Regions from separate parts of the Homo sapiens genome. Here region 1 is linked to region 2. Evidence: chromatin loops called from intact Hi-C (ENCODE). Cell type or tissue: HepG2. All regions are shown on one strand. Links, peaks and the distances in the headings refer to the core of each region. The heading gives the core; the rest is flanking DNA. Region 1 has its middle 120 kb from the start of GMPS. Region 2 overlaps KCNAB1 (potassium voltage-gated channel subfamily A regulatory beta subunit 1).

Region 1 (16,105 bases), core at 5,196-13,195, 150 kb before region 2:
GTGAGGAGATTTTGAAAGTAGAACAGAAATATAACAAACTCCGCCAACCATTTTTTCAGAAGAGGTCAGAATTGATCGCCAAAATCCCAAATTTTTGGGTAACAACATTTGTCAGCCATCCACAAGTGTCTGCACTGCTTGGGGAGGAAGACGAAGAGGCACTGCATTATTTGACCAGAGTTGAAGTGACAGAATTTGAAGATATTAAATCAGGTTACAGAATAGATTTTTATTTTGATGAAAATCCTTACTTTGAAAATAAAGTTCTCTCCAAAGAATTTCTTCTGAATGAGAGTGGTGATCCATCTTCGAAGTCCACCGAAATCAAATGGAAATCTGGAAAGGATTTGACGAAACGTTCAAGTCAAACACAGAATAAAGCCAGCAGGAAGAGGCAGCATGAGGAACCAGAGAGCTTCTTTACCTGGTTTACTGACCATTCTGATGCAGGTGCTGATGAGTTAGGAGAGGTCATCAAAGATGATATCTGGCCAAACCCATTACAGTACTACTTGGTTCCCGATATGGATGATGAAGAAGGAGAAGGAGAAGAAGATGATGATGATGATGAAGAGGAGGAAGGATTAGAAGATATTGATGAATAAGGGGATGAGGATGAAGGTGAAGAAGATGAAGATAATGATGAAGGGGAGGAAGGAGAGGAGGATGAAGGAGAAGATGACTAAATAGAACACTGATGGATTCCAACCTTCCTTTTTTTAAATTTTCTCCAGTTCCTGGGAGCAAGTTGCAGTCTTTTTTTTTTTTTTTTTTTTTTCCCTCTTGTGCTCTGTCACCCTGTTCTTGAGGTCTCTTTTCTCTGCTCCATGGTTCTCAACTTATTTGGGGGGAAATACCTTGAGCAGAATACAATGGGAAAAGAGTCTCTACCCCTTTCTGTTCGAAGTTCATTTTTATCCCTTCCTGTCTGAACAAAAACTGTATGGAATCAACACCACCGAGCTCTGTGGGAAAAAAGAAAAACCTGCTCCCTTCGCTCTGCTAGAAGCTGGAGGGTGCTAGGCCCCTGTGTAGTAGTGCATAGAATTCTAGCTTTCTTCCTCCTTTCTCTGTATATTGGGCTCAGAGAGTACACTGTGTCTCTATGTGAATATGGACAGTTAGCATTTACCAATATGTATCTGTCTACTTTCTCTTGTTTAAAAAAAGAAAAAAAAAACTTAAAAAAATGGGGTTATAGAAGGTCAGCAAAGGGTTGGTTTGAGATGTTTGGGTGGGTTAAGTGGGCATTTTGACAACATGGCTTCTCCTTTGGCATGTTTAATTGTGATATTTGACAGACATCCTTGCAGTTTAAGATGACACTTTTAAAATAAATTGTCTCCTAATGATGACTTGAGCCCTGCCACTCAATGGGAGAATCAGCAGAACCTGTAGGATCTTATTTGGAATTGACATTCTCTATTGTAATTTTGTTCCTGTTTATTTTTAAATTTTCTTTTTGTTTCACTGGAAAGGAAAGATGATGCTCAGTTTTAAACATTAAAAGTGTACAAGTTGCTTTGTTACAATAAAACTAAATGTGTACACACACACAAAAAAAAGAATACATAAATACCATGCCTAGAAATTCTATGCCTGGAGAAATGTCAACATCTGGAGAATCACTCGCATAGAGTTTTACAAAAAGATGTCCTCAAACAGACACATGATAATGTTCATAGCAGTATGACTTGAACTAGCAAAGATCTGAAATTACACAGGTGTCCATCTCTAGAGAAATGTACAAATAAAACATGGTACATATATTTAAAGGAATATTATGCAGCAGACAGATGCTCCATATAAATAAGGTTTATATATTGCAATGTAAATATATGCATCAAAATAAATATGCATGAAAGATGGTTTGAAAATCAAAGTTTAAATATAGTAGAGTGGGTGTCTATACCTGGAAAGAGATTGGGATTGGAAGGAGGAATAAAGAAAATTAACATAAAACAAATTGAAATAGAATACAATAGCCTTGCAGGGGCCACCAATGATCGCATACTGTGAATTCAGGAATATTATACATTCAGTTCTGTAAACCTAAAGTTATAAAAGACTTCAACTAAAAAAAAAAAAAAAAAAGAGCTACTACACTAGTCTCCTGTTACCTGCAGGGGATATGTTCCAAGTCTCCCAGCAGATGTCTGAAACCTTGGATAGTACTAAACCCTGTATATACAGTCATACCTTGCTTTACAATGGGGATACATTCAGAGAAATGCATCATTAAGCAATTGCATCATTGCATGAACATAACAGAGTGTACTTACACAATCCTAGATGTCAGAGCCCACTACACACCTAGGCTATATGGTATAGCCCATAGCTCCTAGATTACAAAACTGTATAGCATGTTACTGTACTGAATACTGTAGGCAATTTTAGCACAATGGTAAGTATTTGTGTATCTAAACATTTCTAAACATAGAAAAGATCCAGTAAAAAATATGGTATATATTCTTATGGGACCAGCATAGTATGTTTGGTCTGTCATTGACTGAAACATCTTTATGGGGTGCATAACTGTACTATGCTTTTTCCTATACATACATACTTATGATAAACTTTAATTTATAAATTAGGCACAGAAAGAGATTAACATCAGTAACTAATAATAAAATGGAACAATTATAACAATATATTGTAATAAAAGTTATGTGAATGTGGTCTGTCTCTCAAAATACCTTGTAATGTACTTATCCTTCTTCTTTTTTTTTTTTTTTAGACAGAGTCTTGCTCTGTCACCAGTACAGTGACACAATCTGGGCTCACTACAACCTCTGCCTCCTGGGTTCAAGCGATTCTCCTCTGTCAGCCTCCCCAGTAGCTGGGATTACAGGCACAAGCCACCATGCCTGGCTAATTTTTGTATTTTTAGTAGAGACAGGGTTTTGCCAGGTTGGCCAGGCTGGCCTCAAACTCCGGGCCTCAAGCGATCCACCTGCCTTATCCTCCCAAGGTGTTGGGATTACAGGCATGAGCCACCATGCCTGGCCTTATCCTTCTTATTGTGATGAAGAGGGAACAGAGTGGAATGACATGAGATTTTATCATGGTACTCAGAACGGTATACAATTTAAAACTGTGAATTGTTTATTTCTTGAGTTTTTCATTTAATATTTTCAGACTGTGGCTCACCACAGGTAACTAAAACTAAAGAAAGCAAAATCATAGGTAAGTCAGGGATTACTATATTTCTTTACATTTTGGCCAAAGACAACTCCTCTAGTTATTTTTTTCAAACTTGTGAAGATGGAATAAATCCCATTGTTAGGCCTGATCTGAGCTCTCCAATGCCAAACACTAATCTAGTAGTTGCAGTTTCCTGTTACCCAGGGACATATTTGTGGTCTTCCTATTTTGTTGTTTTCAGTGTGTTAATCATCTCCACTCAAAATCCTCCTGAATGAAACTGTTGGATGACCTACACCACCTTTGCCTAAAAAGTGTGTTTCTGGAAAGCCAGAGGGAAAACTCCTGCAAATGAGCCACCCTAGTGCTGCTGGATTTGAAGAGGCAGATGGTGGTTGGATTTTACAAGGCCCCTTTGTTCTCTTTCTTCATTTTCTGCCTGTTTTTACATGAATTGACTTTGTGCAGATCTAGCCAAGTGTGTGAAGCACCTTCGAGGAGGTGCGTTAATGATAAGCTGAAATCTGGGTCACTAAAGAGTTTTACCGCCTTTCATTTGCAGAGTCTGAGAAGCCCCTTCTGGCCTTTACCATATGAAAGTTTTACAGCAACTGTAATATTTAGAGAAAACACACACAAAGGATGGGAATGGAAGCCTCGGCAGTCTTCTCAGCAGAGGGCCTCCCAGCAGACTGGATTTATTGGACTTTTCATTTTCCCTCACCATTTGGATTTTCAAAGACTTTTTATTAGTTCAGCCTTTAAAGCAGAAAAAATCAGCCAATTTGTTACAAACCACTGCAGCTTCAGTCCCCTGAAGCCAAGAACAACCGCTCAGCTCTTCCAACTTGGCTGCAAAGCAACATCTGTTAAGTCTCCTGTGCTCACCTCCCCAGCCAAAGAGACGTCACACCTGCAGTGCTGGGATTTTGTGAAAAAAATGGAAATAGCGTATTGTATACATCTTTTTTTCCAATATCTTTTGCTTTATGTTAATGCTTCTAGTTCAGGAGTGTCTGAAGTATTTCACAATGCTTAACAGAGCAAGGTTTGTCCCTTAGTTTTGGGTCATTTGTTAATTCTGTAAGTATTTGCTGAGCATATGTGTAAGACACGTGGCTCTAATTCCCACCAGGTAGTTGTTAGGTTGGCCTCTTCCTTTTGTGATGAGATCTTGTGTTTGTATTTTTTCTTTGGACTGCTCTGATCATGGTTCTATCAGATAAACAAATGCTGGAAATTAGTTGCCAGTCTGGTCAATTTGTTAGGTGGCTTTTCAAATTGTTACACAGGGAGTTGATGTTCTTGGAAACAGAAGGAAGAAGTATGGGTGCCTTATGAACCATTAGGTTTCAGTAAATAGCACCTGCTTTTCACACCACGCTGGGGTAAGGCATAGAATGAGGCATAGCATAGATATGGTATAGCATACCTGGTGGTGTAGGTCATCCAGCAGTTATGTGCAGGAGGATTTTGAGTGGAGATGATCAGCACACTGAAAACAACAAAATAGGAAGACCACAAATGTGTCTCTGGGTAATAATATACTATAGTATAGTGGGTGGATCTTAGATTCACCTGAAATCTTAAGCATCAACTGCATTTTCTAGCCTTGGGATCATGGGTGTCTCAAATTTCTGAGCTCGAGTTTACTGAAAGTAATAGGAACGTTTGTGCTTGCAGTTGCTGAAAAAAAATTAAGTGAGCTACTGTAGGTGCTCATTAAATGTTGGCCTTTGCTTATGGCCACCTAAGAGGAAAATAAAGGAAGTAGAAAGCTCAGTTCTAGTATTCAGAAGCTGGCAGTTCAGTTAGGGAGGTGAGACACAGACTCTACATAAAACCACCAGAGTAAATGCCTCTGAGACAAAACTGAAATGGCATGAGTTAACATATTCTGTCCCCTCATCACCGCCAGTTCTGGAAATGAAAGACTGACTTTTCTTTAAAAAATATGTTTATGGGCCAGGCGCAATGGCTTACGCATGTAATCCTAGCACTTTGAGAGGCTGAGGTGGGCAGATCACGAGGTCAAGAGTTCGAGACAAGCCTGGCCAACATGGTGAAACCCCGACTCTACTAAAAATGCAAAAATTAGCCAGGCATGGTGGCGTGTGCCTGTAGTCCCCGCTACTTGGGAGGCTGAGGCCAAGAATCTCTTGAACCCGGGAGGTGGAGGTTTCAGTGAGCCGAGATGGTGCCTGGGTGACAGAGCAAGACTCTATCTCAAAAAAAAAAAAATGTGTTTATGCTTTTTTTTTTTTTTTTTTTTTTTGAGACAGGGTCTCGCTGTCTCACCCAGACTGGAGTGCTGTGGCACAATCATGGCTCACTGCAGCCTCAAACTTGGGGGCTGAAGCAATTCTCCCACCTCAGCCTCTGGAGTTGCTGGGACCACAGGTGCACGCCACCATGCCTGGCTAATTTTTAAAATTTTTTTTGTAGAGATGGGATCTCCCTATGTTTCCCAGGCTGATCTTGAACTCCTGGGCTCAACTGATCCTCCTGCCTCGGCCTCCCAAAAACCTGGGATTACAGGCATGAGCCACTATGCCCAGCTGTGTGTTTACGCTTGATGTCCAGAAAGCTTTTTATAAAGCAAAAACCCTTCTCTTTAGAGGAAATCAAATGCTTGGGTTTTAAATTAGGCTCAAACATACATCCTCACAAATGTGCACACAAATATTATAGTGACTTTAAGGCTCCATTAGGATGTTCAGCTGAGAGTTGTGCAAATGTTTGATCCATCTGGTGACAGCTCATAGAATGTGTTATTTCCAATGTTTGCAAATAACAATCTAAATAGAAATATGCTTGAAGATATTCTGTTAATGTGTATGCACTGAAAAGCAATTTCCTTTCCATATTATATATTAAAAGAATTGAAACCCTCCCTTGTATTTGCAATTGTATAAATGTCTTCATGCTATTTAAGGTGCAGGTCATGGCAGGAGAGCGTGAACGTGTCATTTGATAGTTCTTGGTCAATGCGGGTATAGTCTCTAGCAGTGGTCTTTTTTTGAAGTATTTCAAATTTTCATTGGTTTTATGCCAGCGAGTGGAAAAAGTAAGGGCTTTGCAGCTAGTGAGACTTAGGTTCTAATACATATCCTTTGGAACAAGGTGTTCAAAATTTGCTGGGATAATGATGGTGACATTTGCATAGGAGACATGGAATCTTCTGCTATCAAGGATTAAGACCTTTTCCTTCGCATGTTAACTGCTATTAAAACATCTCTGGGGAGCCGAGCGTGGTGGCTCACGCCTGTAATCCCAGCACTTTGGGAGGCTGAGGCGGGTGGATCACGAGGTCAGGAGATCGAGACCATCCTGGCTAACATGGTGAAATCCCGTCTCTACTAAAAATACAAAAAATTAGCCGGGCGTGGTGGCGGGCGCCTGTAGTCCCAGCTGCTAGGGAGGCTGAGGCAAGAGAATGGCATGAACCCGGAAGGCGGAGCTTGCAGTGAGCCGAGATTGTGCCACTGCACTCCAGCCTGGGTGACAGAGCGACACTCCGTCTCAAAAACAAAGCAAAACAAAACAAAAAAAACTCTGATGATTGAAACTGTTATTAAATGGAAAGCAGTGTAAAAAAGGCCACTTGAGACCTCCCCGGGGGGGATTTACTAGAAAGGCGAACCCCAGTGCCATGCCAGTGCCTCGGATATCTTGGGCGAAGGAGACAGCTTTGGATGCAGCTTGTGTCTGAAGCTGGAATCTGAAAGCTTATTCTTAGGCAGTGAGCTTAGCAATGTTTTGGAGGAAGTCTGAATGACCAACTGGGGTGTCTGTTGACTTTACATCTCACAAAGTTTCTGGTCTCATACATGGGGTAGTGTAGCTGCAGGTTGTTAGGTTAATTAGTTTCTAGGGGCCGTTGTGCTATTCTGAAGCCTCATGAGCTTTATTCCATTTGTGAAATTGGGGGAGGGATGTGGAGGTTGGAGGGTTAAGGGCTGGGAATAAGGTGAATCCTGGTGTGGTGCTAGCTAAAGAGGGGGACTGATGGAGTGTTAAAGGAGTCAGGGATTGGAGATGTCTGATCCCTCGTCTTCTTGGAGAAGCAATTAAATTAATTAATAGCATTGTTGGAACTTGTTCTGTCATGAGTTCTGATTTTCTCTATAGTCTTGAACTCCTGGGCTCAACTGATCCTCCTGCCTCGGCCTCCCAAAGAGCTGGGATTACACTTTCTCCTAGGTTCATACATACATCTCATTAAATGTACATACATCTCATTCATCATCTCATTAAAAATGAGATGATGTATGTATGAACCTAGGAGAAAGAAAAAGGAGTAAGTTATTTGACTAGCCTTCCACTTAATGTGGAACTGCCCGTTGCTCAGGTGTCAGTGGCCACTATTCCTGAACCCATGTGCATTCCAATCGAGCTGCCCCTCTGGGAGCTCCTGCATCACTCAGTGTATTTTTTGAGGAGATAAATGTAAACTTTTGGCCTTTTCATTGATCACTTTCCCTGTGTTAGATTGTTCTCAGGGGTAGAGAATTCAGAACTCTACATGGCGTTGCTCACAACTTTCTGAATGAACTCAGGCAAATCTCAACCTTAAAGAATGTTGAGCACAAAAACATTAATTTTACCTGCTTTAGATGTTTGATGCTAAATTAAAGTGAGAAAATGCATATGAAAGTGCATTGCAATATGACTCTTTATTAGACATGGAAGGACACAGAACATGCAGAGGGAAGCATTTTTAAGCATTACTAGAAGACCAGAATCAAATTTAATATTCCCTTAAAGTAAATAAGTATTTATACATTAAAGCCCACCAATGAAGGACCATCAGGAACACATTTATTGTAGTACGAAGAAATTATACTTATTTTTCTTGCTGTTGCAAGACTGAAAGCACCTTAAATAAATGATGAGGAGTTGGAAGAAGCTTGTCATAGTATGTGAGTGTGTGCTGGATGATTCAAGGGAGGATTGAGGAGGTGGGGAGCAATTCTGAATTGGATGTTTCAGGAAGCAGGAGCAATTTTGTGACTGAATATCGTAATGATTTTTATCTATAAGATAGAAGGACGACAGTGGTTTTCCTTGGTGAGGTAAAGGAGAAGCAGTCACTCATGTTAGACAGAAGAGGGGGCTGTTTTACTATTTTTGTGATTTCAGAGTGGCCTTATCTGTGTCTCATTCCAAATACGGGCTTGGAATGGACTTGTTTAGACATTGTTTCTATTCTGTGATTGTGGTTTATATGCAATTGGAAATATTATGGCCTAGTTGCCAGCAGGTCTGCTTTTCATTTTCTTGCCTGGTTTCAGGTATGAATATTTGCTTTATCCCCTTTTCTGGAAGGCAAAGAAAGAAGTCATATTCTAGAAGGGGGCCAAGCCTGAGCACTAAGATAGAGGGTCTCCACCTGGGCTTTGGAGATTAGTAAAGGATAAGAATTAAGTTACAAGAGCAAAATGGTAAACGAGTAACGGTAAATGCTCAAGGAGTGAAGCATACCAGAGAAGGTGCATGGGAGATGGCCCTGAAGAGGCTGAGTGTAGCTCCTCCTGCAGGTGTGTTTTTACACAGGTACGCATAAGGAGCACATAGGTTCTTATGAGAACCACACAGATACATATAAGGAGCCCACGAGTATGTACAAGGAGCACACAGGTATGAATAAGGAGGCCACAGGCACTTCTAAGGAACACATGGGTACACGTAAGGAGGCCATAAAAGGTGAATAGAATTTTTGTTTTCTGACTTCAAATGTAACAACTAGACTCCCACCTCAATGCCAAAGTTTTAATTTTACCTCCATATTACCTTCCTGTGATTCCTTACTTATAGTTTTTACCTATATATGTAATGTTCATTTTAATCTTTAACATTGGTTACTTTTGGGAAGTGATACCAAAGTGTTTAGGGAGGCGTCATCACTCTGCTTTATATACTTATACATTGTTTAAACTTTATGGGCTAATTTATTTATAATTAAATTAGTACATTAAAAACAAAAAAGAAACAATTTAATAGTGGTGGTGGTGGAGGATCATGTGATTTTTTTTTGGTGATGTTCTCTGAAGGATGATTTTCTAATTAATCTGTTTTTTTTGAAGGGAAATTCAAAATTCCCCCTTATGAAGGGGGTGGTGTAGGTGTCTTGGATCTGTTGAAAAGACAGTTTTGAGGAGAATTATGATTATGATTATGATAAAATTATGATTCTAATACAAGTGTAAAATGAAAAATGTAAATGAATTTTATTTAATTCGTTAATTAATGGGAACCAGTAATATGTACAAACAATCCAGGAGAATTCAAAGATCAGACCCATATATTGGCAATGAGGAATGCTGAAATGAATTTGCTTAATAAATGCAAAACTGGCTTCTTGGAAAAAAATGGATGTCATTTTGCACTTCTCCCTGGCAAAATTCATTTGCAGTCTGTGAACAGGAGTCATTTGCATTGCTGGCAGTGACCTATGTTTACAGAGTTGTCTGGTTGCAAGATGCACCACTGGACAAGACACCCAGTAATCTTATTTGCCCATTTCAAAGTTTTCAACACTTTTTCCTGCCAGCTCAGAATAACATTTGTTAAAATTCAGTCATTCCTCACCGGGCGCAGTGGCTCACGCCTGTAATCCCAGCACTTTGGAAGGCTGAGGTGGGCAGATGTCTTGAGGTCAGGAGTTGAGGCCACCCTGGCCAACATGGCGAAAGCCTGTCTCTACTAAAAATACAAAAATTAGCTGAGTGTGGTGGCAGGCGCCTGTAGTCCCTGCTAGTTGGGAGGTTGAGGTGGGAGAATTGCTTGAACCCAGGAAGCAGAGGCTGTAGCAAGCCAAAATCGCGCCACTGCACTCCAGCCTGGGTGACAGAGTGAGACTTCCTCTCAAAAAAAAAAAAAAAAAAAAAAAATTCAGTCATTCCTGCCTAATACCTGTACTTAAGATTACATACATAAAAAGAGAAAATGGGCCAAGTGCGGTGGCTCACGCCTGTAATCCCAACACTTCGGGAGGCCAAGGTGGGCGGATCATGAGGTCAGGGGTTCAAGACCAGCCTGGCCAACATGGTAAAACCCCATCTCTACTAAAAATACAAAAAATTAGCCAGGCATGGTGGCACGCGCCTGTAGTCCCAGCTACTCGGGAGGCTGAGGCAGGAGAATGGCGTGAACCTGGGAGGTGGAGCTTGCAGTGAGCTGAGATCGCGCCACTGCACTCCAGCCTGGGTGACAATTGAAGACTCCATCTCAAAAAAAAAAAAAAAAAAAAAGAAAAGAAAAGAAAATGGAGAATATTAAATGAAATAATAAATTGATTATTTGTTATAATTTTATTCTGATGTTTATTTCTGTTGATAAGTGACCAATCCAAAATGATTGTAAAAGAAAAATTTCACTGACTTCAAGGATGTTAATGACATAATTATCAGCAAATAGTTTTAAATTTGCTTGTATTTTCTCTTTTTATACTTTAAGTTCTGGGATACATGTGCAGAACGTGCAGGTTTGTTACATAGGTATACACGTGCCATGGTGGTTTGCTGCACCCATCAACCCATCATCTACATTAGGTATTTCTATAATGCTATCCCTTACCTATCCGTTCAATCCCCAATGGGCCCTGGAGTTCCACTCCATGTGTCCATGTGTTCTCATTGTTCAACTCCCATTTATGAATGAGATCGTGCCATGTTTGGTTTTCTGTTCTTGTGTTAGTTTGCTGAGAATGATGGCTTCCAGCTTCATCCATGTCCCTGGAAAGGACATGAACTCATCCTTTTTTATGGCTGCATAGTATTCTATGGTGTAAATGTGCCACATTTTCTTTATCTGGTCTATCATTGATGAGCATTTGGGTTGGTTCTAAGTCTTTGCTATTGTGAACAGTGCTGCAATAAACATACGTGTGCATGTGTCTTTGTAGTGGAATGATTTATAATCCTTTGGGTATATGCTCAGCAATGAGATTGCTGGGCCAAATGGTATTACTGGTTCTACATCCTTGAGGAATTGCCACACTGTCTTCTGCAATGGTTGAACTAATTTACACTCCCACCAACAGTGTAAAGGCATTCCTATTTTTCCACATCCTCTCCAGCATCTGTTGTTTCGTGACTTTTTAATGATCACCATTCTAACTGGCATGAGATGGTATCTCATTGTGGTTTTGATTTGCGTTTCTCTAGTGACCAGTGATGATGAGCTTTTTTTCATATGTTTGCGGGCTGCATAAATGTCTTCTTTTGAGAAGTGTCTGTTCATATCCTTCACCCACTTTTTGATGGGGCTATTTTTTTCTTGTACATTTGTTTAAGTTCCTTGTAGATTCTGGATGTTAGACCTTTGTCAGATGGCAAAAACTTTCTCCCATTCTGTAGGTTGCCTGTTCACTCTGATGATAATTTCTTTTGCTGTGCAGAAGCTCTTTAGTTTAATTAGATCCCATTAGTCAATTTTGGCTTTTGTTTCCATTGCTTTTGGTGTCTTAGTCATGAAGTCTTTGCCCGTGCCTATGTCCTGAATGGTATTGCCTAGATTTTCTTCTAGGGTTTTTATGGTTTTAGGTCATATGTTTAGGTCTTTAATCCATCTTGAGTTAATTTTTGTATAAGGTGTAAGGAAGAGGTCCAGTTTCAGTTTTCTGCATATGGCTAGCCAGTTTTCCAAACACCATTTATTAAATAGACAGTGGTTTCCCCATTGCTTGTTTTTGTCAGGTTTGTCGAAGATCAGATGGTTGTAGATGTGTGGCATTATATCTGAGGCCTCTGTTCTGTTACATTGGTTTATATATCTGTTTTGGTACCAGTACCATGCTGTTTTGGTTATTGTAGGCTTGTAATATAGTTTGAAGTCAGGTAGTGTGATGCCTCCAGCTTTGTTCTTTTGGCTTAGGATTGTCTTGGCTATATGGGCTCTTTTTTGTTTCCATATGAAATTTAAAGTAGTTTTTTTCTAATTCTGTGAAGAAAGTCAATGGTAGCTTGATGAGGATAGCATTGAATCTACAAATTACTTTGGGCAGTATGGCCATTTTCATGATATTGATTCTTCCTATTTATGAGCATGGAATGTTCTTCCATTTGTTTGTGTCCTCCTTTATTTCCTTGAGCAGTGGTTTGTAGTTCTCCTTGAAGAGATCCTTCACATCCCTTGTAAGTTGGATTCCTAGGTATTTTATTCTCTTTGTAGCAACTGTGAATGGGAATTCACTCATGATTTGGCTGTTTGGCTGTTTGTCTATTATTGGTGTATAGGAATGCTTTAATTTTTGCACATTGATTTTGTATCCTGAGACTTTGCTGAAGTTGCTTATCAGCTTAAGGAGATTTTGGGCTGAGATGATGGAGTTTTCTAAATATATGATCATGTCATCTGCAAACAGAGACAACTTCACTTCCTCTCTTCCTATTTGAATACCCTTTATTTCTTTCTCTTGCCTGATTGCCCTGGCCAGAACTTCCAATACTATGTTGAATAGGAGTGGTGAGACAGAGCATCCTTGTCTTGTGCTAGTTTTCAAAGGGAATGCTTCCAGCTTTTGCCCATTCAGTATGATATTGATTGTAGGTTTTCCATAAATAGCTCTTATTATTTTGAGATATGTTCCATCAGTATGTAGTTTATTGAGAGTTTTTAGCATGAAAGGGCTTTGAATTTTATCGAAGGCCTTTTCTGCCTCTGTTGAGATAATCATGTGGTTTTCGTCATTGGTTCTGTTTATGTGATGGATTACATTTATTGATTTGCGTGTGTTGAACCCACCTTACATCCCAGGGATGAAGCCGATTGATCATGGTGGATAAGCTTTTTAATGTGCAGCTGGATTTGGTTTGCTGGTATTTTTTGGAGGATTTTTGCATCGATGTTCATCAGGGATATTGGCCTGAAATTTTCTTTTTTTGTTGTGCCTCTGCCAGGTTTTGGTATCAGGAGATGCTGGCCTCATAAAATGAGTTAGGGAGGAGTCTCTCTTTCTCTATTGTTTGGAATAGTTTCGGAAGGAATGGTACCAGCGCCTCTTTGTACCTCTGGTAGAAATAGGCTGTGAATCTGTCTGGTCCCGCGATTTTTTTGGTTGGTAGGCTATTAATTACTGCCTCAATTTCAGAACTTGTTATTGGTTTATTCAGGGATTCGACTTCTTCTTGGTTTAGTCTTGGGAGGGTGTATGTGCCCAGGAATTTATCCATTTCTTCTAGGTTTTCTAGTTTATTTGTGTAGAGGTGTTTATAGTATTCTCTGACGGTAGTTTGTATTTCTGTGGGATTAGTGGTGATCTCCCCTTTATCCTTTTTTATTGTGTCTATTTGATTCTTCTCTCTTTTCTTCTTTATTAGTCTGGCTAGCAGTCTATCTATTTTGTTAATCTTTTCAAAAAATCAGCTCCTGGATTCATTGATTTTTTGAAGGGTTTTTCATTTCTCTTATCTCCTCCAGTTCTGCTCTGGTCTTAGTTATTAGTTGTCTTCTGCTACATTTTGAATTTGTTTGCTCCTGCTTCTCTAGTTCTTTTAATTGTGATGTTAGGGTGTTGATTTTAGGTCTTTCCTGCTTTCTCCTGTGGGCATTTAGTGCTATAAATTTCCCGCTAAACACTGGTTTAGCTGTGTCCCAGAGATTCTGGTACGTTGTGTCTTTGTTCTCACTGGTTTCAAATAATGTATTTATTTCTACCTTAATTTTATTATTTACCCAGTGGTCATTCAGGAGCAGGTTGTTCAGTTTCCATGTAGTTGTGCAGTTTTGAGTGAGTTTCCTAATCTTGAGTTTTAATTTGATGGCACTGTGGTCTGACAGACTGTTTGTTATGATTTCCATTCTTTTGCATTTGCTGAGGAGTGTTTTACTTCCAATTATATGGTTGATTTTAGAATAAGTGCTATGTGGTGGTGAGAAGAATGTATATTCTGTTGATTTGAGGTAAAGAGTTCGGTAGATGTCCTTTAGGTCTGCTTGGTCCAGAGCTGAGTTCAAGTCCTGAATATACTTGTTGATTTTCTGTCTTCTTGATCTAATATTAACAATGGGATGTTAAAGTCTCCCACTATTATTGTGTGGGAGACTAAGTCTCTTTGTAGGTCTCTAAGAACTTGCTTTATAAATCTAGGTGTTCCTGTATTGGGTGCATATATATTTAGTATAGTTAACCCTTCTTGTTGCATTGATCCCTTTACCATTATGTAATGCCCTTCTTGGTCTTTTTTAATCTTTGCTGGTTTAAATTCTGTTTTATCAGAGACTAGGATTGCAAACCCTGCTTTTTCTTTTCTTTTCTTTTTTTTTTTTTTTTTTGGCTTTCCATTATTTTGGTAAATCTATCTTCCACCATCCCTTTAATTTGAGCCTATGCATGTCTTTGCACGTGAGATGGGTCTTCTGAATACAACACACCAATGGGTCTTGACTCTTTATCCAGTTTGCCACTCTGTGCCTTTTAATTGGGGCATTTAGCCCGTTTACATTTAAGGTTACTATTGTTATGTGTGAGTTTGATCCTGTCATTATGATGCTAGCTGGTTATTTTGGCCATTAGTTGATGCAGTTTCTTCATAGTTTCGATGGTCCTTACATTTTGGTTTGTTTTTGCAGTGGCTGGTACTGGCTTTTCCTTTCCGTATTTAGTGCTTCCTTCAGGAGCTCTTGTAAGTCAGGCCTGGTGGTGACAAAATCCCTCAGCATTTGCTTGTCTGGAAAGGATTGCATTTCTCCTTCGTGTATGAAGCTTAGTTTGGCTGGATATGAGATTCTGGGTTGAAAATTATTTTCTTTAAAATGTTGAATATTGGCCCCCACTCTCTTCTGGTGTGTAGGGTTTCTGCAGAGCAATCTACTGTTAGTCTGATGAGCTTCCCTTTGTGGGTAACTCAACCATTCTCTCTGGCTGCCCTTAACATTTTTTCCTTCATTTCAACCTTGGTGAATCTGACGATTATGTGTCTTGGAGTGCCTCTTTGCAAGGAGTATCTTAGTGGTGTTCTCTGTATTTCCTGAATTTGAATGTTGGCCTGTCTCGCTAGGTTGAGGAAGTTCTCCTGGATAACATCCTGAAGTGTGTTTTCCAACTTGGTTCCATTCTCCCCATCACTGTCAGGTACACCAGTCAAACGTAGGTTTGGTCTTTTCACATCGTCCCGTATTTCTTGGAATCTGTGTTCATTCCTTTTCATCCTTCTTTCTCTAATCTTGTCTTCACGCTTTATTTCATTGATTTGATATTGAATCTCTGATATCCTTTCTTCCACTTGATTGATTCAACTATTGATACTTGTATATTCTTCACGAAGTTCTTGTGCTGTGTTTTTCAGCTCCATCAGGTCATTTATTTTCTTCTCTAAACTGGTTATTCTAGTTAGCAATTCCTCTAACCTTTTTTCAAGGTTCTTAGCTTCTTTGCAATGGGTTAGAATATGTTCCTTTAGCTTGGAGGAGTTTGTTATTACCCATCTTCTGAAGCCTACTTCTGTCAATTCTTCAAACTCATTCTCCGTGCAGTGTTGTCCCCTTCCTGGTAAGGAGTTGTGATTTTTTTTTGAGGAGAAGAGGCATTCTGGTTTTTGGAATTTTCAGCCTTTTTGCACTGGTTTTTCCTCATCTTCATAGATTTATCTACCTTTGGTTTTTGATGTTTGTGACCTTTGGATGGGGTTTTTGTGTGGATGTCTTTTTTGTTGATGTTGATGCTATTGCTTTCTGTTTGTTAGTTTTCCTTCTAACAGTCAGGACCCTCTGCTGGAGGTCTGCTGGAGTTTGCTGGGGTTCCACTCCAGACACTCTTTGCCTGGGTCTCACCTGTGGAGGCTGCAGAACAGCAAAGATTGCTGCCTGCTCCTTCCTCTGGAAGCTTCATCCCAGGGAGGCACCCACCAGATGCCAGTGGCAGCTCTGCTGTATAAGGTGTCTGTCGACCCCTGCTGGGAGGTGTCTCCCAGCAGGAGGCATGGGGGTCAGGGACCCACTTGAGGAGGCAGTCTGTCCT
Region 2 (16,105 bases), core at 3,058-11,057:
TTGGCCCAGATCCCACCAAAATATTTCCTTTTACCTAAATAGAAAGACATGGGAAAAAGTTCCCATATTTTTTTTCCCCAGGGCCAGTACATAGTTGCTTATGTTTGACTCTGAGTACTTTAAAGGGATGAGAAAAGTGATTGGCCACCAAAAGCCTCCTTTATGCACAGGCCTGGGCAGGGACACACAACCAACAGCTCTGTCGGGAACTTAGGAGCCTGCTCGCCTACAAAAATGATAAGAGAGATCTAAAGAAAACAAGCTAAACCTTTTGAGGGACATACTGAAGCCAGATAACCCAAGGTATTCACAGCAAGATACAGTGAGTCTTAAAGTTAAGCACCGTGCAATTAGCTTTGCTTCCTTGGGTTTTTGAAACATGCATCTGTATAAACCTGCCTGTGCAGACATCCCGAGCCCCAAGCTGGGTCTGCCAAAATCCAGTGAATCGGCTCTAAAATGTAGATGGCACCTAGCAGTGACCAAGACTCAGCCTCAGGCGGCCTGCAAACCTGTGAGGCCCAGTGGAGCAGCCGAACAGAAATATGTGGAAAAGTTTCTACGTGTTCATGGAATTTCGTTGCAGGAAACCACCAGAGCAGAGACGGGCATGGCATACAGGTACTGCTGATTGCAAAGTCATCCAACCAGGGCACTGCACTGATGTCAAAGGTTGTTATTAAAGAAATAAGGACTGAAATAGCAAGACAAAACCCTGTAAGAAAAAGAAGGAAAAATGCAGTGAGCCCTCTTCTTGGGTTGCATTCTTGTTTTTTTTTTTTTTTTTTTTTTTTTTTTAGCTTTAAGCGTTCTCTTTTCTCAGAGGGTTACAGAAAAGACAGTCAAGTTCATCTGTGGAAACTCCTAACCATGTGCTCCAGAAGAAGTATCTTTGGCTCTGAGTAGGGAGGTGATTTGGCAGGTCAAAATGAAGAGTGGGGACTCCATTCTTCTTAAGGGAAAGAGAATTTATAAGTTAAGAGTAGAATTTTTTTTTTTAATGCTGCCTGGGATTCAAGACTTATTTTCTTCTAAACTTGAATCATGTGGTCTGTACTAATAGCTAATAAAGTAGTTCAAGTTCTCCTTGAAATGACAGCACTTTATTTATTTATTTATTTATTTATTTATTTATTTATTTTTTAAATCAGTGTCACCCAAGATAAATTACTGGTTGTACACTAAACTTCCAATATCATTATTTATTTTATGAAAGATTAACAAAAAGGAGAAATGTTTTCTTGGTATAGGGTTGGATGTGTAATCTTTATAAGTTGCTCTGTGATGGGAAGAATCTTTCCTATTCAGAGCAATTATTGCTCCTGCACAAGTGCTTCCTTTACGTACGCCTGGAGTTTTAAACAGCCCAGAAGCTGAGTAAAAGCTATTCAGAAGGACAAGGTACTGAAAACTGAAAAAACAATTTAGCAATTGTAAGAACAGTTGTCCTAGCTCATATCAAAACTTCTGCACAGCATAAGATTGTTTTTCATGTACAAGATGTCCCCAGTGATTTCATTTTTCCAAAATCTGAAGGTCTATTTCAGTGTAGTAGCTGCTGCTCTAATTTATCAGCTAATTATATTCATAAAGCAATTTGCAATGATATGGCTCCTCTCTGGAGAGCAAAGTATTTTACACAGACTCTATGTAATAAAAGGGTTGTGCAGAAAAGAAATGAACTCTTCTCAATTTATAAGGAGGATAGGACAGCCTACCACATCCTGCTTTAGAAGGGGAGCTCACCTTTTCATGGTAGCTCATGGAATGAGGAGGGATGGATGAGGAGGAGATGCTGCTGTTTCTTTCTGAATCTGTCACCGGAAGGAGCCTGCTTCTCTGTCCCCCCACGTTTTCTCTCTTCTCCGTGTTTCCTCGACCCTCAGTGGTGGTAGTGATGGTGATGTGAACACAGATCGGGCGAAGGGGAAGATGGACCATTTCACTTTTAAAAAAGTCTGCCTCCATGTCTTTGTCATAGGATGGGTGGTATTACCATGAATTGTTACATAAACCTTTAGAGGGTATGCCTTTCTCTCTCAAAAGTCTAGTTTAAATATCAATTACAGATCTGTGCTGTGTGCCAATGTTCAGATGAAGGTATGTTCTAGGAAAGCATTTTTCAAAGGATTATGAAGTAGAGGAACACGTTCTTCAGACAGGTGAAAGCAAAGCTGCCTCAGCTAAAGGTGGGAGCTTGGAGCCCACCTGCTTGAGGGGAGCAGTCATCCCCCAGCCTCTTCTGAGACACCTATGTGGATTCCATACTCCCCATAGGTTTTGGGCGACTCTTCATGATGCCTTGGTGGGGAAGGCTCTGTTACCTTGGAGATGCCAGATACTGCCTTGGACAAGGGTGTATGCTACCATATCACACCCTAGTAAGAAATGGGACTTAGGAGAATGTTGCCCCTAAATCAGTTTGAGGGGAGAAAAGCACAGTTTAATTGATCATTAACCCTAAGAAATAGCCAAGGCTCTAAATTATGATGAGCTTGTGCTCTGACACATCTTCCTGACACATTTCTCCATTACCCACTCCCCAATGTCCTTAGTGCTCTGTTTATTCTCCCTTTAAGACACTCGCTTACTGCCCTTATTTAAGACATTCTCCTGCAACCATTTGGAAAGGATTTTTAGGAAAGAGAACCAGGGTTCTCTTGGCTCCTCCCCAACTTAGCTTTAGACCTTGATTTCTTATAAACATAGTTGGGGTTAAGAGAGAAGCTGACTTTCATATTCTTACTTCTTTATTATGATTTTTCCCCCTCAGGAAAAAGAGGGTGGGCAGGGGACCATGGCTATGTTAAAAAAACAACCTCTGTTAAGCCTTGTTTTTTCTATTTTCTTTTTTCTTGTAAAGTTGAAAGAAAATGGGCATTGAAGTTAAACAGACCAGAGTTCAAATTCAAGCTCTGCCTGTTTTAGAACTGTGTGACATTGGGCCAGTCATGACATAGAAATGTCTAATACAGTAGGTGCTCACTGGGAATGGAGGTTTTCTTCCCACTTACTCTGTAGTGTCTGTCCATCAGTCTAAGTGGGGGAGGGATTGAAACCCTTTAGGTGAAACATATAAATGGATAAGAGAATATTCTCAAAAGGAAAAAAAAAAGAATAAGACAACCCACAGTAGTTCACAATCTGTGTAGGTTTCCATGCTCAGCTTTAGAATTCTGAGAGGTCTGGAAGAGCCGGGTAAGCTGTTTTCCATTCTGAATTTGGTCAGACGCCATTGCAGACTTTAGCCCAATACCAGCTGCTTGGGTCCCTCGATCATCTGTGAGAGAGCATTATGTTGTGTTTCCATGGAGACTTCGTTTTATTTCTAACTAAGGTTGACCAGGAGGAGAAAAAAAATAAGTAAATATGCAAACACATGCATCAATTGAAAAGAAACTGGAGGACATTGAATGTGGTGTAAAAAGTGCCAAGTTGCTGTGTAGATCCTTCTGTTGGCTTAGAAATCTCAGCAAAAATAGAAGTTTTAAAATTCATTTTATCAGTGACTATAAAATGGTTACCTAAGAGGGTCTTCAGTTTACTACTAAGAGGCTGAAAATTAATTGTCTTTATTACATAGCACTGAACTCTAAGCCAGACAGTAAACACGAGCCTGAGTCAAGGTTAAAATACACTGAGGAGTAGTTTTATGAGAAAAACACCAAAAATATCTAGACTGAGTTAAGATGTAGCAAATACCTAGCTTTGAAGCAATCTTATAATACTAACATTGGCAGGAGAAACTTAAACAGATATAAAATGAAGCTCTAATCCAGGGACAACACTTTTCCTGTAAAAGGCTAGATAGCAAATATTTCATGCTCCAGGTTCGTATCTGCCTCTGTTACATCTACTGACCTCTGCTATGTAGGGTGAATGTGGCTATTGATGATATGCAAATGAGTGGGCACAGCCATGTTCCAATGAAACTTTATTTATGGACACGGAAATTTGAATTTTATAGTTTTTGCATATCACAAATCTTATTTTTTCCTCCAAACCACTAAAAATGTAAAAATCATTCTTAGCTTGTGGGCCATACAAAAACAGGTGGCAGGCTGGGTTTGTTCAGCAGGCCATAGTTTGCTGACCCCTGGTTTAGAAAGCAAGGCCTTCAGTTGCTCAGGTTATGTATTTACTTGTTTGTATTTATTTATTTTTAAACCTTTTTGTTTCCAGAGGTATTTAAGGAACTCAAATGCATATAATTGAGAAAGATAAAAATAAATTACAAAGAAGATAGAAAAAACAGTGCCAAGAAAGACCAAAAGAGCAGGAAGGGAACAGAGAGCCTGGGGTGAGGGACCATGCTGTGTATAAGCCAATGTGTTGCAAGAGTTAGACCTGGATTTGGCTCTGTGCTTTCCAGCAGCATTAAATTGTGAAGAGGGAAACTGAGCCCTTTACAAAGTTACAGGGTCCTTGAGTTAGAGACAAGCCAGTTGCTCCATAATGGCACACCTCTTCCTGATCTGTAAATCAGAGAGAAGTTCCTTTTGAGGTTCTTCTTTGTGTAAGGAATAATATCCTTGCAATATCCTTATAGCAAACACAGCAGCAAGGTTCCTAGAGGATCTTTCCTGTGGAGCCCCTAATATTACTATCATATCAAATAATAACTCAGTAAAGACAAATAGGTGCATAATGGAAAAAAGTGACATTGTTTAAATAGAAACCATATTGGCCACTTTGGGCTATGCTTTAAGAATTTTCCAATAACAAAAACACAGATTTCTTTTTTATTCTTTTTTTTAAGAATGACAGGGCTTCTCCAGGTTCATGGAATGAAGCAATTGTTTCTAGAAAAATAAGTGTTATTTGCCAATCAAGGATAAAATTTTCTAAAGCCTTGAGCTGACGGCAGGGAGAAGGCTATAAAAGAAGAAAGGGAAAAGTAGAGAAACTCTTGGAATTCTTAACTTGAGATGGGCCTTAAGGATAATCTGCTCCAATTTCTGGTCTTACAGCTGAAGAAAATTGAGGCTCAGAGATGTTGAGTGTCTAGCATGAGGTTGCACTTCTAGCTAGCAACAAAACTAGGACTAGAACCCCTGTCTCTTAGTTCTCATTCCAGTGCTTTCTTCAAGCTTTCCATATTTATTCCCAGCTCCCCAACCTCCATCCCACCACATGCCAAGACACACACACACACACACACGCACGCACACGCACACACAAACACACACCGCACCCTGGAGATACTGCAGATCCAGCCATATTCACCGTCCTGCTCTGTCTACTTTTCCAGGCTCCCCGTTATTGTGCTCTGTGACTTGCTTAGTCCTGCTGCTTTGCATGCTTACCCTCCACCTTCTGCCAGAATCATTGAGTCTCTACTCATCATTAGTTTTCCTACCTGGAATATTCTTACACATCCCACTTGCCTAGGTAACTCCAACCCACAGGGTCTCCTTTTGCCCCTACAGCATTGACCACCAGACTTTTCTCTATATAGGATATAGATTGTTAGTTATTTGTGTGTGTGTGTATCTTATTGTCAAAATTGTGCATCATGACCTTGAGGATGAGGACTAAAACTTATATTTTATACTTCTTCAATGCCTTTGCACTTAGAAAGTGCTGGTACATACTTGTTGCTTGATTGAGGTGCATCCATTCAGAAGTTGGGAAAGAGAGAAACCAAAGAGCAAGTAGGAACTTTCCTTTTCCCTGCTAATAGTGCTCTAGCCCCATCTTTTCTCCTGTATCTTAGATACAATATGCTACTTAATCTTGTTAAGCCTCAGCTTCCATATCTGTAAAATGGGCCTAATTTAACTTACTTCACAATGGCATTATAAGAAATCCATAAAGTCACATATGTGAAAGTGCTTGGCTCACTGCCTGCTAGCATGGGAACCTAAGTGCTCCCTTGCTTCAAGCTCCTTTTTAACCAATCCTAGTAATCTATCACTTAGGCATCTTTAGCATTTCCAAAAAGAAGTGTGTGTCTATTTATAAAGGATAGAGGGACAGAAAATAAACACCTAAAATAGAATATTGCACAATTCTGAACATATCACCCTCCTTTCATCACTTGCTTTTTCATTTTCTTTCTTTTTTTTTTTTGCTGTTGCTATTAGGATCTACTCAGAAAGTGTTTGTTTTTCTTTCTTTTTATCTCACACATGGGCTCCTAATCAGCTTGGCCTCAGGAAGTGTGGGAATAAATAACTCTTCAAACGATGTAATACGAAGGTATCTTTTATCAACTGCTGCATTTCCAGTGCCTGGCATTGTGCCTAGAACAAAAATATTTGAGCCAGAATGAAATGAAAAGGACTGAAACTTCCACCAGCTTGCAGTGTCTCTCCCATTAGCTTGCCCCAGTGTCCGAAGATCTCCCTAGACTGGAGACATCAGTTCTCAGAGACTTCTGTTAAAAGGGGAGTGTGCTTGCTGAGTGGTGGCCACGCTAATCTAAGCTACTAGATGGTAGACCAAGAAGGAAACCGGACATAGTCCAAGCCTGACCTAAAATAAGAGAAAACAGGAAGGAAGCTTCCAGGCTAGATCAACAGAAAAGCTCGAGTATCCGAGCATGGTACATTACTACGGACTATCATAGAAGCAGGAGGGATGGAATTGAAAAAAAGGGGAAGGAAAACTAGAGAGAAACCTCACTTAGCTACCAGCTTTTCTCAGAGATGTCAGGGCAGAGAATTTGAAGGCATAAATGAGAGTTTTCATTGATCATTAAACAAAGACTCCAGAGATAAGTAGGAACAATTTTTCACCTGAACCCCTCTCTGTGGGTTCTGTCACAGTGCAAACATGATGTTCTAGCAGAAGGATTTAAAGACAAGCTCTTCCCTCCCTCCTCTCATCCCCTGCTTCCTTATCTACAAAATGAAGCTGAAAAACCCTACTTCAAAGGGTAACGCCATCCTCTCAAAGAGGCATATAGTGGATACCCAGGAAAGACTATCCCTCTTGCCCTTTCTCCTTTTCATAGTATTACAGGGTTGACATATGTGGAAGTTGAAAATTACATTTGTTCCTAAATTGCACTTACTTTCATCCTCCCAGGACCCTCCAAACCCCACCAAAAACACCCTTTCATCATGTGTTCTTGTGACCTGCCCTTTTCATGAGACACTTGGCACACTCAGACCTGCTTGAAAAGTATTAATAGCTAGAGCTGTGACTGTGAAAATCAATAGCCTAGAAAAATGCTACTCATGCAGGGGGTTGTATTAAAAAATGTCCACATGATTTATTTTAGATGACCTAATTTGGTAAGTCTCTGGGCCTGTGCTTATTTGCTGTGAGCTCTCTAGCTGTTTTTCTCCTTGCATCAATATTTCTGGAGGAAAGTAGATGACACCAAGATGGCTCAGGCTCAGGACGTATGTGATTACTTGAAACCTGAATAGGCTGCTGGTGAAGGGCTGTGGAGGCGTAGTGAAAGGGGCTTATTCAAAACAAACAGAACGTGTTATTTCCTATTGAATGGAATAGAAATTCTAAAATAAGTATGTTTTCAAAGTGTCAGTTTAGATAGAAAATGCTTAGAATTTAAGCAAGAGTGAGAGACGAGTGCTGCTTGGGTTTGAAATATTGTTGAGAGGGGCAGATATTCAATCTGTTTTGAAATTTCCACTTGGGGTTTTCCAGGATAAAAGTTGCTTTGTTTATGCAGCATGACGAAAATACTGGAAATTCAGGGCTTGAGAACAATACTGGGTTACAGGGATCCGTGCTTTCTTATATACAAGTTGTTGACAGCGGTTTCGTCTGAAAAAAAGTGAGCATTTTGAAATCTGATTTTCATGACCGAGGAGTAACTGTAGGCCAAAGATGTTTTCACCCAAGAGAAAAACAATTCCTGAATTTCCCTGCAGTGCCTTTGAGTGCCACTGGGATGTGCTATTTCATAAAGAAAAGGAAGCTCTTCTGTTGCCTGAAACGCTGCTAGCAGAAAACTTTATTCAGACAGTCCTAGACTCGAACTTAAATTTGAATCTATGTATTTACCTTGATTATGACAATGGGAAATTTTATATAGTGAGAAAAAAATTAAAAAGGTAAGACCAGCATATTCCTAAGGTTCTGAGAAGCCTAGATTCCATGGCAAGCCTATGTTATTATAACCTAACCCAGTTAGATATTTTATAGAGCAAATTTTCTATGTCTGGGAGTTTTCTAGCGTAGGGGGTTCTGAGCTACACCACAGACCTCTGGGCATGGCTGGTGAAGAAAGGAAAAGTAGACATCTCATCCCCTACCATCTTTCAGAGAATATTCTGTTGGTGTCAGCCCCACCTCAGGTGCAGGCACCTTGTTACACAGTTAAGATGGAGCAGACTGGAACGTGTGTGCTATCTGGACTGCACGGGAGAAGGCCATATCAAAGCCTGTCAATGCTCTCAGAACCATGGTCTTGTGGGCCTGGCTCATCACCAAGTTAGGAGATGGCCCTCCTCTGTACCCACTGTTTGTTTTCACATATCACGTGTCACCTCTCCACACTTAGAGCGAGTGCCTCCCATCCAGTGATTCCTCTTCCTCTCCTTATCTAGTTACCAACTAATTCTCCCTAAGTTTTAAAATATAGATGCTTTTTAATAGAGTGTCTGCAAAATATATCATCCAAAGAAATGAATCCCTAATGATGGGAGTACAGGTTATTTTTAGACAAACTGTCTAGTACTTAAGGCCAGAACTATTTTAAAATTTTTATCTGAAAATAATTTCAAACATAAGGAAAAGTTGCTAAAATAATATAAAGAACACATCTGGGCTATTTATTCCTTAACATATTGTTAACATTTTGCCCCATTTGCTTTAACTTTTGTTCATGCTCTCACATGCTCACTCCTTACAACCCACCTCTCCATTTATTTTTCCAAGCTTTTTAAAACTAAGTTGCACACATCATGGCTTTTTAGTCCTCAGTATCTCTTAATAGTTATGATATTTTCTTATCCCCAATACAATTAACAACTTTGGTAAAATTTACATAAATATGATATTTTAATCTACCATTGTATTCTAATTTTGTCAGCTGACACAATAATGCTCTTTGTGGCATTTTTTTACTCCAGTTGTACAGGATCAGTATTGGATGGCAATATTTTGTTGTCATATCTTTTAGGTCTCCTTCAATCTGGAACAGTTCAGGAGAAATTAATTTTAGTATAGGAAGGAGGTCAAAGGAAAGACTATGACTAATTGCAAGTCCGCCTTGGGTTGGGAGGTGGCGCTGTGGTGCCACACAATTGTTATGCCTGCAGGAAGGTCTCCTGGATATTGTTACCGTGTCCCTGACAACGACTGTGTCTCCCACAGCTACCCAGCGAGGGTTACCACGTTTTCTTCTGGAACTTTAGGCCCAAAGCTGAGGGATCTCATAGGCCTGCTGACCTTATTAGCCTACATAAATCCGGTCCCCTGTGTCCCTGTGCTCAGCACATCCCCTGAGGGTGGGTGTTAGTGGTAGGTGTGTTAAAAGGGAGTCACCAGGCGTTAAGAGGGGTAAGGCCCTCTGAGCACTGATGGACCACAGACACGGTTACCTCAGGATTGTCTAGCCCCTAAGTCAGGTGCCCATAAATGAGCTGGGTTAGGAAACCATCCCAAGAGGCTGAAGTGGCAGCCGAAGGAGAGGCCTGATACCAGCTGGATTCAGAGTGACGGGAGTATGGATTCTGGCCTTAGCTTCTGGTGAACCCACTGTGGGAGGGGTGGGAGCTTTCAGAAAGATGCAGGTTCTCAATGGGCTAGATGGAACATTTTTAGACAATGGATTTTGACCCAATTGTCTTCTGTCATTTTCTCCTTCATGATATTCCTCTTAATTTGCTAAGGCAGATGAGATAGAAGCTCTGACAATTGTAGAGTGTGGGTGTAAAATGTGCAGCTCATTAAGTATCCAAGCTCTCCGTTTAGCATTTGAAGGGTTTGTAACAGGTCAGTGATTCACCCTGCTTTTGGAATTTTACGGCACTCTATAACTCAGTGCATAGTGACAATACATGCCTCTAGAAGCTAGTTACGGTTTCAAAACAGAGCTATGATTACTTCCAGAGATGACCATTGTATAAGATGGGCACCTTTATACGTAACTTCCCAAAAGGTTAACTCTCGTTGTAACTTCTTTGTAACATTCCATGCTAGCACTTTCTTCCTCTACCTCTATTTTTCCTTTTGGCGCACTTATTTGTTTATTTCTGTATTGTCTGTCTCTCTCACTGGAATGTGAATTCCAAAAGGGCAGGGATTTTATCTGTATAGTTAATTACTGCATTCCCAGAATCTGACATCTAGTGTAGAGCTCAATAAATATTTGCTGAATAAATAAATTATTAAGCAGGAGTCTAACAAATAAACCTTCAATGTTCACTGGAGGACAAGCCGCTGGATATCAGTCACAGGGCACCACTTCACCAGGATCCATAGTCTCCCCAGCGCTCACTTCCTAACTTTCTCTCTTTACCAAAAATCCAAGTATCCTTATTTGAGATAGTGATACTTGAGGATGACATTGTTCTCGTAGGAAATAGGTCCTTAAATCTTGGATTTTAAGATGCTTTGAGGTGACCATATCATGCTCATCATGGCATAGCCCACTGTATGTTTGTTTCTTCTGAGATATCCATTTTGTTTAACCTTAATTTGCTCATTTACTTCAATCATTCATTAAGTTTGTGATGATTAATTTTGTGTCAGTTTGACTGGGCCACAGGGTGCCCAGACATTTGGTCAAACACTATTCTGTGTGTGTCTGTGAAGGTGTTTTTGCATGAAATTAACATTGGAATTGGTGGACTGAGTAAAGCAGACTGCCCTCCCCACTGTGGTTGGGCGTCATCCAGTCATTTGAAGTTGAACAAAAACGCTGACCTCTCACAAGTAGGAGGGTATTCCTTCTGCCTGATTGTTGGATCTGAGACATCGGTCTATTTCTGCTTTCAGAGTTGAACTGAAACATCAGCTCTTCTTGAGTCAAGTCTTGAGCCTTCCGGCTTTTGGGTCCAAACTTACACCATTGACCCACCTGAATCTCAGGCCTTCAGATTTGGATCAGAATTACACTATTGGCTCTCTTGCATCTCCAACTTGCCAACTGCTATTCTTGGGAGTTCTCAGCCTCCACAGTTGCATGAGCTAGTTCCTTATAATCAATCAATTAATCAGTCAATCCCTATCTATCCATTTATCTATGAATTTATCCATCTCCTGTTAGTTGTGTTTATCTGGAAAACTCTAAGTAACATAGATTTCTCATTGTACTTTCCTCCAAAAAAGTTCTCCATGTGTTGCTGCCCAGGCCTATTCATAGTGGGGCCTTGAGTTACCTTGACCAGAATGAGACACTCGTTGCTTTCACTCAGTGTGAATTCCTGTTTCCACTTAGAGGTGGTGCTTTCTGAGGGAGGTTTAGCTGATTACAGTCTGACTAAGGTCACCAGAAGTAGTGCAGATAGTAGTGCAGATGTCTAACACACTCATATTACAGAGCCATGGGCCTCTCCTTCTCCACTCCTCTCACCACCAGCTAGCTCTTCTTTCCCTTTCTACCAGTTGTCCCTCAATCCCACTGGCAAGTCCTCTTTAAGTTTACTCTTTTCCTCATTTCGCCTTTCCATCTTATTACAGGAGGGGTCATCATCTCATTGTAGCAGCCAGTTGTCATCCTCCGAACTATGGGGGACAAGTGTGGAGAGCTAGCTTACCTGTTGGGATTCCTAGCTGACTCGTCCTCCTAGATAAATGCGCCAGAGGATTTTCTGTCTATTCAGTAATTGTGGATGAGTGTGGGTTCTGGTTAGACTTCTTGTTCTTGGTATAGATCAGACTTTCCCATCAACTATTTGACCTACAACTGAAACACTCTTTCACTGGTAATTAATAGTTGCAGGCTGGTCCTTGGTGGTATCATCAGATCCATGGGTTTTCTTACTTAAGTCTGCCCTACTCTACCACTTTGGCAAGACCCTGGCCCATTTGACTCAGCAAAGGTAGTCAGTGCTGCTGGGACTGGGCAATGGCAGTGGAGGGGTCATGCGTTTCTACTTCAGAGGGTTGGTTACCTGCAGGAGCCTGGGTGAGACTCATTACAGTGGACAGAATCCAGCTATCTTCTTTCTGCCCCTTCTTCACAGGTACCTCTCCAAGGGCCTTCCATTTCTGACCTAATGTTCACCACTTCTTGGGTTCTGGATCCTGTATGGGTTAAATATTTTCCCTAATATGTCTCATGACTGTCTCATTTAAATTGTTGGATAATCCAAAACATATTCTTATACAAGATGGAAAAACAGGTTCATGCAGCCAAATTTACTAATACAAATTATATGATACATTGGTGACACTCTTTACAAAGCTATTTTGTATGACCACTAGTCAAGCCTCGCTGTTTTTGGTACACTATCTATTTTTACTGAACCATCTACCTATCCCCCCTGCCCTGCCACCACCCCTCACACAGATTCATCCAACAGCTCTCCATTGAGTGCTCACCTTGAGTTATGCACAATTCCAGGCATTGGAGATACAGCAGTGAACACTTAGGCTAAGTTCTCTGCTTTTTAAAGGATTTAATTCTAGTGGGGACGTGCCAGTTAATGAACAAAAATAAATAAATAAAATTTATAATACTTTAGAAGCATAAATTCTCTGGAGAAACACAAAGCACAGAAGGAGGATGAGTATTTGTGACAGGGAGCAGTTGCCATTTTAAATAACATAGCCAAGGAAGGCCTCACTGAGAAGACAGCATTTGAATAAGTACCTGAAGGAGGTAGAAATGACAATCATTGAAGTTTCCGGGGTAAAGAGTATTATAGACAGAAGGAACAGTATATGCAAAAGCCCAGTGTGAAAGTCTGTAGAAAGAAACAAAAACAGCCAGTGTGTCAAGGGCAGAGTGAATGAATGGTAGAATAGTAAGAAATGATGTCAAGAAGGTAAAGGGGAGAATTGAAAGTTCAGGAGGTCCTCAAGAATGCTCTCAGGTTCAGTGATTCACTAGAAGGACTCACAGAACTCAGCAAAGTCATTATGCTCATGGTCGTGGTTTATTACAGCAAAAAGATACAGATTAAAATTAGCATCAGGAAGAGGTACCTAGGGTTGGGTCCAGGAGAACCAGGAATGGAGCTTCCAATTGTCCTTTCCCACTGGAGTTGTGTGGATAGTGCTTATTTCTCTCAGGAACTGGGAAGCTTACCTGAACCTTGGTGTCCAGAGTTTTTATTTGGGTTTGGCCATGTAGACACGGCTGACTACCTGTGTGTTTGACCTTAGTCTCTGGCCCCTCTGGAGTTCAGGCTGATACAATGTGGCCCAAGACTCCCACCATAAATTAAATACTTAGCCTAGACTATCTCGTAGGGCCTTAGGCCCCCAGATAAACAAAGACATTTTTATTGGGTAGGGCATTCCAAGGGCTTAGAGGTTAACTCCCAGGAGTTGGGGGCAAGGAGCTAGATTTTTCTTTGGGCAAGATTAATTCTTTACTGCACAATAGGCACATTGTACAAAAATGTGTAGGCCATTTTAAAGGTGGTGGCTTCTAGTCTGAGTGAGATGGAAGCTTTTGTGAATACTGATCAAGGGTGTGACATGATTTGAATTATTTTTTAAAAGGATTGTCTGAATGCTATGTTGGAAAATAGGCTGAAAAGTAGAAGTAGGGTTACTGGTTAAGAAGTTACCATAATTGCCCAGGAAGGAGGTAACAGCAGCTTAAACCAGAATGGAAATGGTGAGAAGTAGTTGGATTCTGGAACTGTTATAAAAGTAGCATCAGGAGGATTTGAAAAATAAATGGATATGATATGCAATAAAGGGAATACTTAAAGATGACTTTAAGCTTCTCAGCTCAGGCAATTGGGACCAACAAGTTGCCCTTAAATTAGATGAGAAAGATTTCAGGGGAGTGGATCTGGAGGGAAGAAGAGTAGGAACTTACTTTTTAGACAGGTTGGGTCTAAATGCCTATTAGAGAACAGTGTCAAGTTGATAAAAGTTTGAAGTTCATGGGAGTGGTATGGACTGGAGATTCATGCTCAAAATATAAATATAAATATATAAATCTTGGAGTCATCAGTATATTGCGAGAACATAAAGCCATGAGATAAGCAAGTAAGTGTAGAGAGAGATTATAACAAAAGCCCCAGGACTACAGCCTAGGCTCTCCAATGTGAGGAGGTAGGAGAGATGAAGAGGAACCAGCAATGGAAACTGAGAATGAGTGTGCAGAAAGGCAGGAGAGAGACAAGATAGTGGGGTGTCAGGATCAAACAAAAGAGAGAAAGATCAAGTATGTTCAATACTACTGCTAGGTCAAGTAAGGTGAGGACTGAGAGAGACCATTGGATGTAGGAACATGGAGGCCACTATTTATAAGAGCAGAGAGAAAAACGTATCTTACTTTCTACACAGCACTATGCTTGAAAGGAGAAAGCAAAGACCCATATATGCATGTAGGAACATTTTAAAATTTAATTCTGAACTCCTACTTAACAGAACTCTGACTACCATCCATTGAGCAGCATCTCTGAATTTCCTCCTACTTATGAACATATAGAAAAAAATCATAAGAAATTGGCCCTACCTATGAGCAGAATACAGAAAGGTTTTCCACAAATGATGATACTTATAAAGCTGGATTATTAAAAATAATACTCATAAGTTATCTGTCTCATGAAACAGCATCTCTGCCCCCTGATTGAGAGTAGAAAGACATTGTGCTCTTATTCTATGGTATATTTTATATTATAGTGCTCCCTTTGTTTTGACAACTGGAAATGTCCCTTTATAGGTTATAAAATTGCATTTAAATTAATTTTGTTATATTTTATTCAGAAATTCTATTTGCTTGAGGTGTGTATGCGTATGCATGTGTAGAATGTTCCACATCAATTAAATCTTTTATATTGACCCACAGCTCAATTTTTCAGTCAAAATAACATAGATATTATGCTTAACAACCAAAATGGATACCATTAAATTATAAAAGTCACAACAAAAAGAACAGGATGAAAAACACACAAATATTAGCCGTTGCTATTTTTAGGCATTAGAAAGGTGGATTATTTTTTTTCCTTTCCTCTATTCCAAATGCATGTGTATTACTATAATAAAAGGGCCGCCTGTAATCCCAGCACTTTGGGAGGCCGAGGCAGGGGGATCACGAGGTCAGGAGATTGAGACCATCTTGGCTAACACGGTGAAACCCCGTCTCTACTAAAAATACAAAAAAAATTAGCCGGGTGCGGTGGCTGGTGCCTGTAGTCCCAGCTACTGGGAAGGCTGAGGCAGGAGAATGGCGTGAACCCGGGAGGCGGAGCTTGCAGTGAGGAGAGATAGCGCCACTGCACTCCAGCCTGGGTGACAGAGCGAAACTCTGTCTCAAAAAAAAAAATAAAAAATAAATAAATAAATAAATAAATAAATAAATAAATAAATAAATGGGCCAAAAATGTAATTAAAATAAAATTTAACATTAATTCTATTAGATTTTAAGAATTTAAGATATATGGTTTTGAAATTCTTTTTGAGATAAGGTGAGATAGCTCAGATCTAAAACCAAAACAAGTGTTGGGATTCGTTAGTCATATCTCTACTGAGGTTTACAAATAAATACTCTTACACTGAAATTAACCAGGAGAAAAATTTGGGCTCTCATGTAAACAAGACACTGAAATGCATTCTATCAAAGTGCTTCTATTTTACAGTTAACCTTGGATCATATAGACTATTTTTTATCAGATATAACTTGTTTTTTTTGCAAGTAACAGAAAACCTAACACAAACTGGCTTATATAATAAAGGAAACTTACTGGCTCATCCAACTGAAAAGTCCAGAGGTAGGGAAAAATTTCAGATTTAAGATGCAAACAATGTGTACAGGACTCTGTTTCTTTCTCTCTGCATCTGTGGGCTTTCTTTCTTGATAATGGCTTCATTCTCAGCTCCACATGGTGGGTCTGTGGCAGCTTCAAGCCTTCCTCTCGTCTGCAATGTGGCATGTGACTGACAACTGTCAGGGTTACACCCTACCTCATTCACTCCCAGAAGGAAAAAGCAAAGGCACCTTTCATTTCCCAGAAGCTCTGGCTTATGATTCTTTAGTTTTGATTGGATTCATTGT

What was found. Peaks named below come from ENCODE experiments on the same cell type or tissue, not always from the same donor. Only the 100,000 strongest peaks of a DNase experiment are listed, where the experiment ranks them.
Region 1: it touches region 2 in a loop (13-fold over the local background); 12 of 110 quality-filtered maps call a loop at or near these places.

What each region holds. Positions count from the first base shown.
Region 1 is chr3:155,987,491-156,003,595 of GRCh38, forward strand. It overlaps the pseudogene SETP14. Among named protein-coding and RNA genes, the nearest start is that of GMPS, 120 kb to the left of the region's middle. In HepG2, for the core only: CTCF peaks have their summits at 8,264 (motif pointing right) and 8,662; a DNase peak (open chromatin) is centred at 8,271.
Region 2 is chr3:156,142,800-156,158,904 of GRCh38, forward strand. All of the region lies in intron 1 of KCNAB1 (potassium voltage-gated channel subfamily A regulatory beta subunit 1), which reads left to right. Among named protein-coding and RNA genes, the nearest start is that of KCNAB1, 30 kb to the left of the region's middle. In HepG2, for the core only: CTCF peaks have their summits at 7,872 and 9,204; a DNase peak (open chromatin) is centred at 9,232.